Regions from separate parts of the Mus musculus genome. Here region 2 is linked to region 1. Evidence: chromatin loops called from intact Hi-C (ENCODE). Cell type or tissue: left cerebral cortex. All regions are shown on one strand. Links, peaks and the distances in the headings refer to the core of each region. The heading gives the core; the rest is flanking DNA. Region 1 holds the start of Gm20506 (a long non-coding RNA gene). Region 2 overlaps BC051142 (cDNA sequence BC051142).

Region 1 (8,335 bases), core at 5-8,004:
GGGACCCAAAGAGTGGAAGGAGAGACCTGTCTCCCACAAGTATTCTGGCCTCCGACACAGCATACATATGCCCCTACAGGTGTTCATGTGTAAACATGCACAATAAACACGATAAAAACCAAAATATTAAACATTACTCATTGGCCTGCTTCTGAACTTTTTGTTTTGGCCTTATTACTTGGCCAGTGTCGCTCATCTTCATTTTGACATGTCTTAAAATTGGCAGATTGATTCCGGTCTCTTCATTCTTTTTCAAGAGAGTGTTAGCCATTCCATGTTCCTGCCCTGTTAGTGGCAATGGTGATGTTTGCTGAGTGCCTTTCTTTACTGTCCTAACGGGCCTCGCTTACAAGCAACATGTATCTGCATTCATTTGTGGTTTTGTTTAACGGTTAGATTTACTCATTTTATTTTGTTTGTGAGGGTTTTGCCTGCATGAATGTCTGTGTACTGTGTCTGTGTAATGCCTGTAGTGGTCAGAAGAGGGTGACAGGGACCTGGAACTAGAGTTATAGCTCATTGGGAGCCACCATATGGGTTCTGGAATTGAACCTGAGTTCTGTGGAAGAGCAGAGAGGGCTCTTAACCACTGATCCATCTCTCCAGTCCCTTTGACTTATTTACTGTGCTCTCATAGACCCATGCCCAAATATTTCATTTCTGGAACTGATTGACAAAAGTATCTAAAAGACATCAGTATGATTTCCTGCATTTTTTCTTTTTCTTCCCTGCTCCTGGTTTGGGTTTCTCTAGCCAGGATTTCTCTTTAGAGCCTTGGCTGTCATTCAGCCTGCTTGAACTGCTTTCTAGACCAGGATGGCTTCAAATGCAGAGATCCACCGGCCTCTGCCTCCTGAATGTGGGGATTGAAGGTGTGTGTCACCATGGCCTAGCAGTTTCCTAAACTTTTCCTCTCAGTGCCGAATGGAATCAAAGGACCTTATGAATGCCCATGTTCCAACCCTGAGCTACATCCCAAGCCCTCCTGGCCATTTTATTTGGTTTAAAATTTGAAGTAGGGTCTCACTAAGTTGACTACCGAGGCCTCAGTGTCTTTTTGCACCTCAGTTGGCCTTGAACTTGGGATCTTCCTTCCCCAGTCTCCCAAGTAGCTGGACTCACTGTCCTGTGCCATCACTCAGAGGATTACCCTCCTGTAATGTTGCCTGTGCCCTGGATAGCTCTCTGCCCGACCCTACCTTCTCTTGTGGGTCGGGGGTGAGCTGGCACAGAGTCAATGACACAGACTCTGGGAGCAGGTGAGAAATTCTGCAGCAAGCTCCTCTGAGCAATGCTGTAAGCTCTGTTAATACCCTCCACTCTCGCCCCCATTGTTTCCAGGAAAGTATCTATTCTAAACAGCAGTTCCTGATTGGCTGGCATTGTTTACACCAGCAATCCTTGCTCTCTCAGCAGTCCTCAATTAGGTCCTCCTGCAGGAGATGCTTTTGCAGTGGCACGGCCTCCAGTGTTTACATAGAGGCCACCCTGCCGTTCCTGCTACACTGTAAGCTTGCTATTGTCTGTGGGCAGACAGAGGATAGTGTCTCATCTTTCCTCCCCTCTGGAAAGCTACAAGGAGATCTGTTGCAAGGGGCATATTCTTGCAGGAAGGTCACCATAGCCAGAAAGGCACTGTGTGTTCATTGTTGGTATACAGAAATACAATTTATTTTTTATGCTTATCTTCTGTCATGTATAGGAGACTAAAGATGGTGAAGATGATCTTTGGCATAGAAATGACCACAACCATGAAGTACTCACCAGTCAGTCAATCTGCAAGATGCTTCTGGAAAGGTCAATCTACAACCACAGACAAGCAAATATGTAGCCTGGACCATCCCGTTCTTCTCTCAATTAATTTGAAAATCACAAGGAAATGATCTGAACTGAGCTACTGTAGCCATATCTCAATATTCCTGCACCTCCCTCTCTCTGTCTCCGTCTCTCTGGCTCTGTCTCTGTTTCTGTCTTTCTCTCTTTCTGAAACACGTAGCCCTGGCTGTCCTGGAACTCATAGAGATCCTGCTGTCTAAGAAGGAAATCTCCTGTGTCACAGAAGCATGCTATTTTTTGTATAGTCTCATGTGGCTTTGAGAATAGTCTATGGCCTTATTTGACCACAGCTGTCCAGGGCTTCATTTCTGTCTCCATTTCCTGTTTAGTTGTTGGCATCAAAGTGTTGTAACCCATCTTAGCCACCTGGTGTCTGAGTGACTGCGATGGCTGACCGCCTTCCTCTTTCTCACTGGTAGCATTTGCTTCCTTCTTATGTCATAGGGGTTTATAATGTTTATTATTCTCTTCAAAGAACCACCTCTAGTTTAAACTCTTATTTTTCTATTTGTCAGTTTTCCTTTAAAATGATATCTGCTCTAATTTTTAATACTTCTTTTTATCTTCTTGTGTCTTCCTTAAGTTTAATTCACTTAATTTTTTAATGATCTCATAGCAAAAGGATGCATTACTATTCTAAATACCTCTCCTGTAACAATATATACATTTATAGGAACTAATTTCTCATTAAGGACTATTTTAACCAGATTTTGATGATTTTGACTTGTTGTTCACCTAACCTTGTTATCAGTTCCTCTGCACTCTCAGGGCTTATGTTCTGAGGACAGTGGAGGTGGCAGAATATGCTGATGTTTAACAACATATCCCCAAGATGAGAGATACTCAACCCCAGCAAAGCCACACGGATCTGTGATAGAATCTGACTGGAGAAGAGACTGGGGGGTCCTGAGACCAATGGGCAAAGAAAATCACCTTTGCAAAAATAACCTTCCAGCCTGTTGTGCTCTGCACAGTTTTAATCCCAGAATCTGGGAGGCAAAGGCAGGTAAATGGATCTGTGAGTCTGAGAACAGCTTAGTCTACGTGGTGAATCCCAGGACAGCCAGAGCTGTCCTCCCCTCATATACACATACACACACACACACACACACACACACACACACACACACACATACACATATACACATACACGTACACACACACACATATATACATTCTGTTCTGAGTGAAGTCATTATGGAAGTAGTCTGTGGCCTTCCACACAGGTGCACTGTATTCCACTGTTGCTGAGGGGTCTGATGAGGGAATTGGAGGGGAAGGTCTTAGGGAAGCATTAATGTAGGGAGTGAAGCAATTGCTTCAATGGTGGAAACTCCAAATATCATGGTTTTAATGAGAAAAAGGAAGTGGGGAAAATTTATTATTTCCAGAAACAGGAGTCATAAAATCAGACATCAACTTCATAACCACATTGTTAATGAAACAGCGCTGTGCTGTGTTAACACTAGAGGGCGACTTTGAGCTTAGAAATCCAGACAGTCTTCAAGGTTCTCATCCTGATGCGCTCACCTGCCCTGGGTAGGAGCAGAAAATAGAAACAAACTAACACAAAGCTGCAGATGTGGTCCTCAAAACTGATATTAACTAGCAAATATTGTCTCCAGACTAAGGACCAGGACAAGAGCCAGGGCAACAGCTGTGAGGACCGAGTGAATCATGCATTTACCACATGAAGGAAAATCCAAATTAAGAAAGACATAGGAACCCAGCAATTAAATGGAGAGGAAACAAGAAGATGCACAATGAGGGCTAACTGAAGTCAGAGGTAAAGAAAATGACAGAATTGTAAGTGAAAACTAAGTTGCAAATGGTTGATGTAACAAAGTGTATTTCCACACTAAAGGGCATTGCAAACCGTCACCAAACAGTTAGGACAATGACTGTGGAACAAAATATCCCTCCACTGGGTTTCAAGAACCTGGGACACACCACCCTTTCAAGGTCACAAGCCTGACAGGCAGAGTCCAGCCCTCCCTCCACATGGCACAGTTCAGCCAGGTCTCCTTCTTCTACTCCTGGGTGGGCTTGGTTCTGCTCTGGGGAATCTCAGGTCTGCTTCTGAGCTGTCTTTCTTCATGTGAGGAAGCTTGCCTGTCTGCAGATGTCAGCTTCATCTGTTTTCTTCCTCTCCCTGGGAGATGACGAGTTGATAGCTCCTGTTGTTTCCTTTCCTCAGTTACAGTTAGAAAGTTTGCTTTCTTTAGAAATACTGTTTCCATACCCCCATCCCCCAGTGGTGGGCATTGTCTTAGTTAGGGTTAGTGTTGCTATAGTGAAACACCATGACCAAGCAATTTGGGGAGAAAAAGGTTTATTTAGCAGGCCCTTCTACATCACTGTTCATCAAAGGAAATCGGGACAGGAATCCAAACAGTGCAGGGACCTGGAAGAAGGAGCTGATGCAGAGGCCATGGAGGAGTGCTGCTTACTGGCTTTCTCCTTAAGGCTTGCTCAGATTGCTTTCTTATAGACCCCATGACCACCAGCCAGGGTGACCCCACAATGAGCTGGGCCATCTCCCATCAATTACTAAGTAGGAAAATGCCTTACAGCCAGATCTTAGGAAGGCATTTCATAACTTGAGGTTCTCTCCTCTCAGATGACTCCAGCCTGTGTCAAGTCAACACAAAATTAACCAGCACAGGGATCAAACTCCAGGCCTTGTGTGTGTGCTCTGCCTAGGCAAGCTCTGGGTAGAGCTGAGCCACATTCACAGCTGGGGCATGGGTGGGTGAAGAAGCAAAGAACAGCAAAACGCTAGCAGGCCTTGGTGGAGCTTGTCTTTAATTCTTGCCAATTTTAGGTAGAGGCAGGCATATTTATAAGTTTGAAATTAGCCTGATCTACAGAGCAAATTCCAAGACAGCCAAGAGAAATCAGGTTCTGAGGGGGGGAAAATAAAGAAAGAGAAAACAAAATTGTGGGTGTTTAGTAGATGTTATATTTTCATGGGGAGACAGAAGGGATGAGACAGAGATAACACTCTGAACAGAAGCTGTGGAAGGTAGGCATGGAGGACAGAGACCCCAGTGAGATACTTTCCTAACCTTAGAATCCTCACTGCCACAGGGTCAGAGGCACACGGTCTTTGTTTTCATGTCCAGCTTTGACAAAGTGCATTGCCCCAGGACAGTACAGCTTTGAGTGTGAGGTGGGACACACACCAGCAGGTGGCCACAGAGAACTTTCTGCAGTCAGGGGAAGGGTTGGAGTCCTGTCCCTGGGTCACAGGTCTGGACTGGGAAAGGCCAGCGATCCTATCCAGAGGGTGGAGGCCAAGTGCCTCTCATTTCACTCAGTGCTCCCTCAGGGTTCAGTGGGAGATGCTTCCCACCAGGGAGGAGGTTTGGGATGCCAGAGAAGCAAAGAAGCGTGAGATGGAGGAGCTTGAGTCTGCTTCAGCGTGACAGCACAGAGTAAAGTTACATCCTTAAAACTGAGGGGGGGGGGGCGGGAAGCCGGGCGGTGGTGGTGCACCCAGCACTTGGGAGGCAGAGGCAGGTGGATTTCTGAGTTCGAGGCCAGCCTGGTCTACAGTGTGAGTTCCAGGACAGCCAGGGCTATACAGAGAAACCCTGTCTTGAAAAACAAAACAAAACAAAACAAAACAAAACTGAAGCCTGAGAAAGGGCTGAAAAGATGGCCTAGGACTCTTGTGTTTGCTGAGAACCTGGGTTCACTTCCCAGCTCTACGTGGTGGCCCACAAACTACTGTAACTCCAGTCCCAGGAGATCTTCTGGACTCCCCAAGCACAGACATACATGGAGCCAAACATTCATACATGTGAGATAATAAGTCGAGCAAACACACAAACAACTTTATAAAAACAAACACCTCCGGGCTGTCACTCGGTCACTCCCTTTCCGCATAAGGCTTTTGTAGTTCTTTGTCAAATGTATTCTTGATACATTAGCAAACCTGATATTTTATCATTTATATTTTAAAATCCTGAGGATGCATGGATCAAGCTTAAAAATTAAATGATAGATGCATTGTTTAATGAAAGCAAGAGCCCTTCCTACATTTAGTGTTAAGAAAAAGGTCTACACTCCCGTTTTATTGGGTAATTTTTACATGAATGAAGCCTGAATTATGTCAAATGTTTTTTATTTTATCTTTTTATTTATTTATTTATTTGGCGGGGGAGTGATATCTAAGAGTTGATGAACTTGAAAGAATTCAAATCACACAGTTTTCTGTGCTGGTGAGTTTTTTTGTCAACTTGACCCAAATTGAAGTCACCTGGGATGCAAACAACTCAGTTGAGGAATTCTGATTAATGGAAGAGTGGGCCAATTGTGAGTGGGGCCACAAGGGTAGGTGGTCCTGGGACCCAACCCATTGTGGGTGGGGTCACGAATGTAGGTTGTCCTGGGTTCCATAAGACAGCAGGCTGAGCAAGTCACCAGAAGCAAGCCAGGACGCAGAGTTCCTCCATGGCCTCTGCTTCAGTTCTTGCCTTCAGGTTCCTGCCTTGAGTTCCTGCCCTGACTTCCTTCATGATGGATTCCAGTCTGGGAAGTGAAATAAATCCTTTTCTTCCTGAGTTGGTTTTGGCCAGAGTTTTATTACAATGAAGGAAAGCAACCTAGGATTTTATTTTTGCTCAAAACTGAAATTAAATTAGAAATGAATGCAAAATATTTGTAAGTGAAAACCCGTACTTCTTTTGAATAAGGCATAGGAGAAATCAGTAGAGGAATGTAAAAGTGGTGGCGCATGCCTTCAATCCCAGCACTTGGGAGATACAGGCAGGAGGATCTCTGAGTTCGAGGCCAGCCTGGTCTACAGAGTGAGTTCCAGGACAGCTAGGGCTACACAGAGAAACCCTTTCCTGAAAAACAAAACAAACAAAACCAAACCAAAGTCACAAATGATATAAAATGCAGTATGTTAGTGTTTCCATCAACAGTGTACACAGGTCAGACATGGACAGAGGGTTCAGGCTAATGGGCTAAAGATTTTATCTTTAGAAATTAGAACAGGTAATATTAATTTTAGACCAAATGAATGGAAGAAAGGGAAAACAAACAGCGCATAATTAAGCATGGAAACCAGAGACATCAGAGGAACTGTCCATAAGGTTTGTGACCTCTGGTGAGACTGAAAGACAAGGCATTAGACAGACAGGGGAAGGGGCCAAGCTAGGGAATAAAGGTGGGGATTTTCATGATGGCCAGCTTCTTCCTTGGTCTTGAGGGTCTGAGCTTTTGTCTCAGAGTAGGTCCCGGATGATGGAGCGGCTAACCAAGTTCAAGGCTGGACCGGGACATGTCACATGAGAGTTGTGGACCAATCAACCAGCCTGTCTGTCTTCAAACTGACCACCCCTAAAGCACTGACCAGCCTAGAGCACTGACCAGCCTGGAGCACTGACCAGCCTGGAGCACTGACCAGCCTGGAGCACTGACCAGCCTGGAGCACTGACCAGCCTGGAGCACTGGCCAGCCTGGAGCACTGGCCAGCCTGGAGCACTGACCACCCCTAAAGCACTGACCAGCCTAGAGCACTGACCAGCCTGGAGCACTGGCCAGCCTGGAGCACTGGCCAGCCTGGAGCACTGGCCAGCCTGGAGCACTGACCAGCCTGGAGCACTGACCAGCCTGGAGCACTGACCAGCCTAAAGCAGGAAATGCTCCAGAACTTTAAAGCCCACCGTCAAGACGAGCCTGGATTTTCAGCTTCTGCCGCGTGTCCCAGTCCTCCATGCCCTGCTTTGCAGAGTCTTTTTCTCTGTGTGCTCCCTGTGTGTATGTCTCCTCACTCCCAATAAACACCTTCCTTTACCTGCCGATTCTGTGTGCTGTGCGTGAGGTTTCCCTGCTGCCCTGCTACATGTCAGACTTTTCTTGCCTTTTAAATAATTCTTTAACTGGCTGAGAATTGAACCCAATCCAGAGCCTTAGACTGTATCATCTCAAGACCTCTAGACTGTGTCAAAAATCACCAGGATAAAAGACAAACACAGTAATATCAAGAACAAGAGGGGGACATAATTATATAGCACTCAGAGATGTATGTATAACAGTCTATGAAAAACTTTATCTCTCTATGCATTAGACCACTCAAATGAAATGAAAATGCTGTCTGTAAAATACAAAAGGCTGATGCCACAGCCACCCAAGATAACAGACTAAGAGAGCATGGTCATGTTTCTAACAGGTTGAACTTGTACTTAAAGCACTGCTACAGAGTCAGCTCTGGTTCATGTGCTTGCACTGACAGAGTCTGCTAGGTATTTAAGGCACACATGAAGTCACTACAGATGGAGGAGGAGTGTGTCCTGGTTACTGTTTGAAGCCGTCATTATGCTTATACAAATAGATAAAATAAAGGAAGAAGAAAAAGAAAGGAAAGAAAAACAAGGAAAATCTATAGACAAAAGTCACTTATGAGCATAAATTTAAAAAATATTAATAAAAGTTTAATAAATAATATCAAATAAATACATAAAGCTGTAATGGTGACACATTTCTG
Region 2 (8,335 bases), core at 137-8,136, 160 kb after region 1:
TGATGGTGTATCCAGGACTTGCTATGGTGGGAGATCTGGGTTCTGATGATGCCAAGTAGCTTTGGTTTCTGTTGCTTATGTTCTTATGCTTGCCTCCCGCCATCTGATTATCTCTAGTGCTACCTGCCCTTGTTATATCTGACTGGAGCCTGTCCTTTCTGAGATCCTGGGTGTGTCAGAGCTCCTGGGAGTCAAGCTGCCTCTAGAACCCTGAGATCCTGGTGTGACCAAGCACCTGGGATCCAAGGATCCTGTGGTCCTGGGCGTGTTAGAGGGACTGGGTGTGGAGCTTCTTCTGGATGTTGTGGGACTGGCTGCAGAGTTTGTGCCCAGGTTCTGCTCAGGGCGCTGGCTCAGATGGAAGGAACCTGTGCCACTGGTTGGGTGGAGTTCCTGGGAACCTGGATCCTGCTGGTCCCAGTTACTCCTGGTGTTGGGGCAGATGTTGTGTCTTCCTCACCTCTGAACCTATGGTCCTGGGTGTGTTAGACCCCCTGGGAGTGGATCTTCTTCTGGGTGCTGTGGGACTGGCTGCAGAGTTTGTGCCCAGGTTCTGCTCAGGGCGCTGGCTCAGACTTCATTCCCCTTTAATATCATATATTGGAAGTTTAAAAAACAAAACAAAAATAATGGAACCTATTACTTGGTTCAAGATCTCTGGCTTGCAAATTCAGTAGTAATTCCCCTGCACTCTAACCATTATATCTAACCATTCTAATATCTAACCATTCTACTCTCCTCTTCATCATTCCCTCATAGACCTCCCATTTCTCTGTCCTAAATCTCAAGGATACCTTTTCTATTCCTCTGGACCTCCAATGAGGAAACATCTTTGCCTTTACCTGGACTGACCCAGACAGGCACATTTCTACCCAACTCACTAAGATCGTCCTACACTGGGGCCTCTGGGAAAGCCCATATTTATTTGGTCAGGTTCTTATCTCTGACCTACTTTCTTTGTCACTTCCTAAATCTAATACATAGATGACCTTCTCCTTCATAGTCCATCCCTGCAAATCAGCCAGGGAGACACACCTCTCTGCCCAGCCAGGGACATAGGGTCTCACTCTCTAAAGTCCACTTCTCCACCCCTCAGCTTACTTATCTGGGACTAGATATAACTCTTACAAAGCCATTACCCTAAATAGAAAACATCTAATTTGGTTACCCAGAGTCCCTACCACCAAGGACAAAATTCTATCACTCCTGGGGATAGCTTGCTTCTTACACTCTTGGGTTCCCTCTTTCTCTCTTCTCACTCTTATATGAGGCAGCCCATGTCCCCTCCCATGAATTCCTACTTGTGCCCATTACCAAGCCCTTTCATAGACATCAACAGACCCTCCTCCAGGCTCCAGCTTTATATCTTTCAGACTTAATTTTCTTCTTCATGTCACTGAAATGGAGGGATAGGGATGCTACACTTACCTTTCAGCCGTGTCCATTTTTCATCATTACAAACTGACTCAAGTTACTGACGTGACTCTCTTAAAGTATAAACAAATCATTTGCTTCTGCTGGCTCCTGCTACTTTCATATTTGGCTCCAAATTCTAGAGTCTGCCTCTCCAGCAGCTTCTTCCCCCAACCTTCTCTAACTATTTGTCTCTCCTTGCCTACTCAGTAAAGAGATGGCTTTTTCTGGCTCCTGGAGCTTACTTTGATCTCCAGAGCCTCACCATGTGGGCAACTCTCAAGTTACTAAAGAATTTGCTCCTCTCCCTCTACTAGGGCCTTTCCTGTTTCCTAGGAGCTGCCTAATAAGCCCACAGCTTCCTTAAGCCCTTCTGGGCCTCTGTGATCTTGTCTCCGGCTGATATTAGCATCCTCAATTTTCAATGATGACAACTTTTATCACTGTACAAACAAATGATCAAAAAATCTTTTATATTCTAATTAAGGATCCATGTTATCCCAGATGGGAGATGAGGGTCATTGGTAAACCTGACTAGCTAGCATTTACCACAGTCGCCCATTAAGGCACACTCTAACTATAGAGGGTACACATTCCACTCTCAACCCTATAGATAGATAGGGTAAAAAGAAGTGGTCCAAAGCTCCTCAAAGGTCCTCTTATCCCTAATAACACACCCCTTTAGGTGATATTGATCCCACCATCCTTTTTTTTTTTCCCCCAGAACTTAACCTCTGCATATCAGCTAGATTTACTAATAACAGATAGAGGTGATCTCTGTCTCTTCCTTGGGGAGAAGTGTTGCCCTTATGTTACCCAATTGAGTATAGTAAAAGATAAGATCTAACACTCCAAACAGATTTCCAAAAAATCATAAGAAACCATTCCATGTATCTGGCCAGTGAATCATTCACAGTCCCGTATAGAATTAGACACTACCCTTCCTCACCCCCTTCTCCTCCTTTTCTTAATCCTGCAAATTATATCCTGCCTTACAAACTTCTTATCTAATCTTATCCAACAACAAATACAAAAGGTTTCTAGACTTTTAACCAGTTGTAATTACAGGATTACTGGGATTATTGATCCTTAGCTACAGAGCCGGAGACTTGTAACACCAAATTTATATCCTCAGAGCTATGGCCAAACTTGCCCCAAGCTCCCCACAAAACCCCACCAATCCCTGAGTCCACCCCACCTCCCAGCAAGCTCAGGACTTGAAATCTCACCAATCCTCAACCTGGAAGTCTCTGCCCTGAGGAGCTCCACCCCTCAGAAATCCTATATAAGCCTTGCTGTTTGTTCAGTTCCCTGCTCCCAGGAACAGAGGACAGTCATCCCTGAATTTGTCCTTCCACACCCTGGACCCTCCAATAAATCTCTTTATGAGATTTACTGCCTGGTGTGACTCTCTCATCAGAACTGAAGCCAAGAAGAAAGGAAGCAATGAAGAGAAGAGAAGGAGCGGGGCTGAGGCTCCTGAGCTCAGCTGGGGATCCCCTCCCCTGGGAGCGTCAATGCCTCTGCTGAGGAGGCTTCCTCACAGAGCTGTGTGGATCCTGGGCTCTGTGTCTCAGGATGCCCTTCTATTAGGACAACTTTTCTTGCAGAACTGTGTGGTTCCTGGGCTTCCCAGTCCCAGGATACCCTCCCATCCGAGCAGAAACACGTACACCCTGAACTGTTGCTGATTTCAATGGCTCCCCTAGAAGAACAGATGAAGGTCTCTGTGGTCTTCAAAAACCACATAAGGGAGACACTCAAAGATGCAGAAACTGAGCATCCTGGGGAGAAGAAGGTGGGGTCCTGCCAAGGTTCAGCTGAAGTCCTAAGTGCCAGAGTCTCAGGAGTGTGGAGTGTAGAGAACCAGGCAGAGCTGGATTTGGACTGGAAGCAGTTCTCTGACTTGGTGTGCTGCTTGGGAGATGTGTTCATCTCTGCAGGCTACAGCTGGAGGCAAGGCTCTACTTCCTGCAGTATTTGAGTCAACTTACTGGTGTTATATCTGTTAGCACAACAGTCTGAGGTCAGATCAGAATTGCCCTGGAAGCTCAGAGAGGGAACTTCTCTCAGCCCTGAAGATTAATATCATACATGGGGAAGAGTTTAAGTTCTTTCCCCATCTAGATCTCCTGTCAACTGCACCATGGCAAAAGAGCTGGCCCCTTTAAAGATCAAGCTAACTCTGGGCAGATTAAAGTACTAGGGGTTGAACCTAAGACCACATGCATGCTGAGCAAGTGACTTCCACTGAGCTACAGGCCCAGATCTCTTTTTACTTTTACAGGACTCACTGTTTGGCAGATAACTTTGAACTTGTGATACTCCCATCTTACCCTCTGAAGTAGCTAAAATCACAGACTTGTGATCTACAAGGTCCCCGTAGGAAATTTTTTTCCTTCAAATTCATTTCAATATTCCACTAACTTACTATTATGCAGTTGCATGTGGTGTGGACAGAATAAGAACTGATCAATCTGAGGCTGGGGAGATGGCTCCGTTGAGAAAGGGCTTACAACACAAGCATGATGCCCTCAGCTTGATCTTCAGAACCACTATAAAAAGCTAGACTCATGACACCCAAATATAATCCCAGCACTGGAGAGGCTGAGGCAGGTGGATCCCTGAGGCCTGCTGGCCAGGCACACCAGCCTAACCAGCAAGCCCTATGTCACAGTGAGAGAGCCTGTCTCAAATAAGGTACATGGCTTCTGAGGAATGACATCCTAATTGACATCTGGCTGTGACACGCACACACATATACATGTGCACACTGTCACACACTTTTGCATTCTCTCTCTCTCTCTCTCACACACACACACACACACCACATGCACACACACACACTCACACACACACACACCACATGCACATAATAGAAATCAACCTGACCAGTAGACATATTTACAATCCATTCTGTAAATCCTGTGACTGGAATGTTTCTTATTTTATTAAAACTAAGCAGTAGAGCCTTTTGGTATTCAATTCACTGATAACCTATCCCAGCTGATGAATATGTTCCTAACTAATAGCACAAAATAAGTAGCATTTCCTTACAGTAACAATGTTTTATAGAAGTAAAATCAACTTAAATGTGTAACCAGCAATCCACGGAGTGTGTACGGATGGAGGTGCGCTCCTCGAGTTGTACTGACATTCCAAATATCATATCCTTGTAAGCCCGTACAGCACCAATATTGAGGAGCTAATCTCAGATAGAGATCTCAGACACCAGAAGTAACTAAGTCATGTTCTGACAACCATAGAAAGAAATAGTCATTAAACCCAAAGGCAGTTTTGTGCCCGTTAGCAGCTATGTGCCTACATGAAGCTGGCAGCATGCGTGCCCCACCTACACACGCTCACTGTCTGATGGGAGGTGAGTGCCCCCTGGTGGATACCTGTGGATAACACATCAATTTTCATTTTAGAGCGAAGCTGTGTGGCAGAGGCCAACTCCGAGCACTGATAAAGCCACAGGCTTCCAGAGGGAGTGGGAGATGGGGGCAGATTATCCTTGAAGGGCTAATGTTGGGCTAACTGCTGCCTTCTCAAAGAAGCCAGAGCAGAACTCCCCTTCTCTTCAGAGAGAGGAAGACATCATTTGTCACCATCAGGTTTCAATGCAGAAAACTGAGAAGGAGGTGTTCACCCAGAAGGAAGGGGCTCAGGTGGCACATATAGGGTAAAGAGCAGTATGTTGAATGTGTGGGACCTCTTAAATATGTCAGCCTATAACAATAACAATACTGTCCCGTGGAATTTTAGTGTTGCCTGACCCAGGAAGATAGGGACACGTGATTGGCATGCAAATCAAATGCTCACAGATGATAAAGAACTTTCTTGTAAAACAATTATTTGAAATATATATATATATATATATATGTGTGTGTGTGTGTGTGTGTGTGTATATATTTTTTTTATTGCCATATATTAAGAAGGATGCAGGGTGGAGAGATGGCTAAGAGCACTTGCTGATCTTGCAGAGGACCTGAGGTTGGCTAGCAATAGCTCACAACACCTATAACTCCAACTCCAGGAAGATTACTTCTGACTTGCATGGGTACCTGCACTCATGCACACATACCAACATGCAGACTTCGCCACTGGCACACACTCATATACATAATTTAAAATAAAATATGCTTTAAATAAATAACTGAAAGTGAAAGCCATTTTGCAGGCTAATGAGATATGTATTTGTCCAATACAACACAATCCAAAGATGCTCTGATTTGGCCCCACCTGGCAGGAGAGCTGCTCTGGGAAATACTAAGTCTTTAACTTAAATCTGCCAGTCACAGCACCTTGTTCCATAGAAGAGGAAAACTGTCAATACATCGAAAGCACTACAGGCACAGCAAAGGATAGCTTCTGGCTTGAGCTGAGGTGTGTCAGGTAGCACTGGCAGGTGTGGCATGACGTGAGGGTACATGTACAGCAAAGCACAGCATATCTTCATGTTGTATGTGGCTCTAGTAGTCCCATGTGCTGCTGTTTGACCAGGGAGCAACTGGTCTCTGAAGGCTCAGTGGTCATGGGGCTCTCTGGGCCTTGAAGGCTTGGTTCCAAGATGATGCCTAGAACCTGGATGCTTTTTGGTGGAATCTTGGACCCTCTGGGGATTTTTGTGGTGTGTGTTTTCTTGTTTTCAGGCAGCAGGGATTGAATATAGGGTCTTCCACAGGCTAGAAGCGTCCTGCCAATGAGTTCCTGGAATGCTCTTTATTGATGGTTACTGTACACTGTCATTCTATGTTCTTACAGTGCAGGTGGGATTCAGGGCTTCTCCCTGCTTCCATATTTATCATAGCACAATTCCTCATAGCTAACTGTACAGTCAGGCAGGATGCCTATTGATGGATGAATGGGTAAAGGAAAGGACTGAAAGTTTTATCTACTTAGCAACTGAAATGATATAGATACAGACATTGATAGATTCTGATGCATGTATCAGTTTTTATGCATCGGCTTCAGTTGTGTGTACGCATAGATATACTCATTCATATACATACACATATGACTAGACTCAGAAGAAAAGGAAATGAAAGAGTTAAGTCACTGAACTGTTTAACTTAGAAACCCTGACCATAGAAGCTACACACTGGATGCTTCATTTTCTCCCAGCATGAGGTATCCTGCCTTCCCAGGCCACTGCACAAAGAGGTTCAGGTGTGGCTCAACAACCAGTCCAGAGGGCACATATGTTAACTTTGGAGGCCTCAATGCACTGCTAATTCTGCAGGTGCACCAAGAGCAAGGGCTACCAGCCATGAAGGTTTCCATCCAGACTCCATGAGATGCACTGCCCACTGCGGCCCAAGAAGATGCTTGTTGCAGGGGTAAAGGACACCACAAAGAGACCTTACCCAGTCACCACCTAGGGACCACAGGACCAAGGCCACCACAAAGTCCCCATTAAGGCCTCAAACTCCATATTACCCCAGGCTGGCCCCAAACTTGTAATTCTTCTGAGCCAGTCTTGCAACTTCTAAGAAAACAGGCATACACCACCATATCCAGATTAGGAGCAAGAGATTTTAAACAATGGTAGAGAAATAACAATCAGGTGATATTAGGACATAGTAGTTTAGTAGGAGAAATATGTCATACATACATATGCACATACACACATGTATACTCATACACATGCAAAGTTAAAATAACTTATAAAACACTCTTTTAAAAAATTAAAATCAAATTTCCAAAATGACTCTAAATGTATCTACCAGGTTCCTTCCCTGCCCATTGCTCCTGATTACCAGGGCCATCACCCCACCTGCTTGTGAGCTTTGTTCATCTGTACTGACTAAATTGAATCATATAAATCATAGACTAAAACCCAGTAATCCACCCCAGTGTAACTGCACAAGAGAAACTGGAACACCATGGCATAGGTTCACACTCTCCTGGCAACACTGGCACTATGTGCTTGATGTGTTCTTTGGAAAGATGTCCATTAAGTCTTTGAACAATTTTAATCAAGTTATCTGTTATCTGGTTTCTGGGCTGTACATATTGCTTATATATTTTGAATAGCAACTCTTGTCTGATTGATAGTTTTCAACCTTTCCCCTCATTCCTTCAGCCCACTTCCCACTGTGCCCAGTCCCTCCACAGGTAGTTTGGTAGGGAAAAAAATGAGTGTGGGGTGTGTGTGTGCGTGCGTGTGTACATATTGTGATGGTTTGAATAGATTTGCCCCCCATAGACTCATGTGTTTGAATGCTTGACCTACCAGGAATGGCACTACTAGGAGGTTTAGCCTTGTTGAAGTAGGTGTGACCTTGTTGAAGAAAATGTATCACTGTGGGGGTAAGCTTTGAGGGTCTCCTAGGCTTAAGCTCTGCCCATTGTAGAACTACAATCTCCTCCTGGCTGTCTGTGGGTCAAGATGTAAAACACTAAGCTCCTTCTCCAGCACCATGTCTGCCTGCAGGCTACCATGCTCCCCACAGGGATGATAATGAACTAAACCTCTGAAATAATAAGCCAGCCCCAGTTAAATGTTTTCTTTTATAAGAGTTGCCTTGATCATGGTGTCTCTCCACAGCAATAAAACCCTAAGGCGCACACACACACACACACACACACACACACACACACACCTATATCTATCTATCTATCTATCTATCTATCTATCTATCTATCTATCTCTATATCTATACCTATATCTATACCTATACCTATACCTATACCTATATCTATATCTATATCTATATCTATATATCTGCTACAGAGAACCCTGTTTTGGTATCATGTTCTAGAAATAATTACCATAACCACACCACAAGGTTCTTTGTTTCTCATAGGATCTTACAGGGCCAGGTTTTCCCCTCGAATGTCCTGCCAGGTGTAGAAATGTCACGTGTGTTCTCTGTTACACTGAAGTGTCTTCTTTCCATATCAAATTTATTGCAAA

Evidence for each region. Hi-C counts contacts between places; a loop is a spot of excess contacts. Peaks named below come from ENCODE experiments on the same cell type or tissue, not always from the same donor. Only the 100,000 strongest peaks of a DNase experiment are listed, where the experiment ranks them.
Region 2: it touches region 1 in a loop (4-fold over the local background); 11 of 42 quality-filtered maps call a loop at or near these places.

What each region holds. Positions count from the first base shown.
Region 1 is chr17:34,246,766-34,255,100 of GRCm38, forward strand. Gm20506 (a long non-coding RNA gene) reads left to right here and starts at 570. Exons shown (of 5, transcript XR_003952412.1): 1 at 570-2,842; 2 at 3,462-3,622. In left cerebral cortex, for the core only: CTCF peaks have their summits at 481 (motif pointing right), 3,304 (motif pointing right) and 5,014 (motif pointing right); DNase peaks (open chromatin) are centred at 3,307 and 4,595.
Region 2 is chr17:34,406,539-34,414,873 of GRCm38, forward strand. All of the region lies in intron 1 of BC051142 (cDNA sequence BC051142), which reads left to right. Among named protein-coding and RNA genes, the nearest start is that of BC051142, 12 kb to the left of the region's middle. In left cerebral cortex, for the core only: a CTCF peak has its summit at 4,803 (motif pointing left); a DNase peak (open chromatin) is centred at 4,772.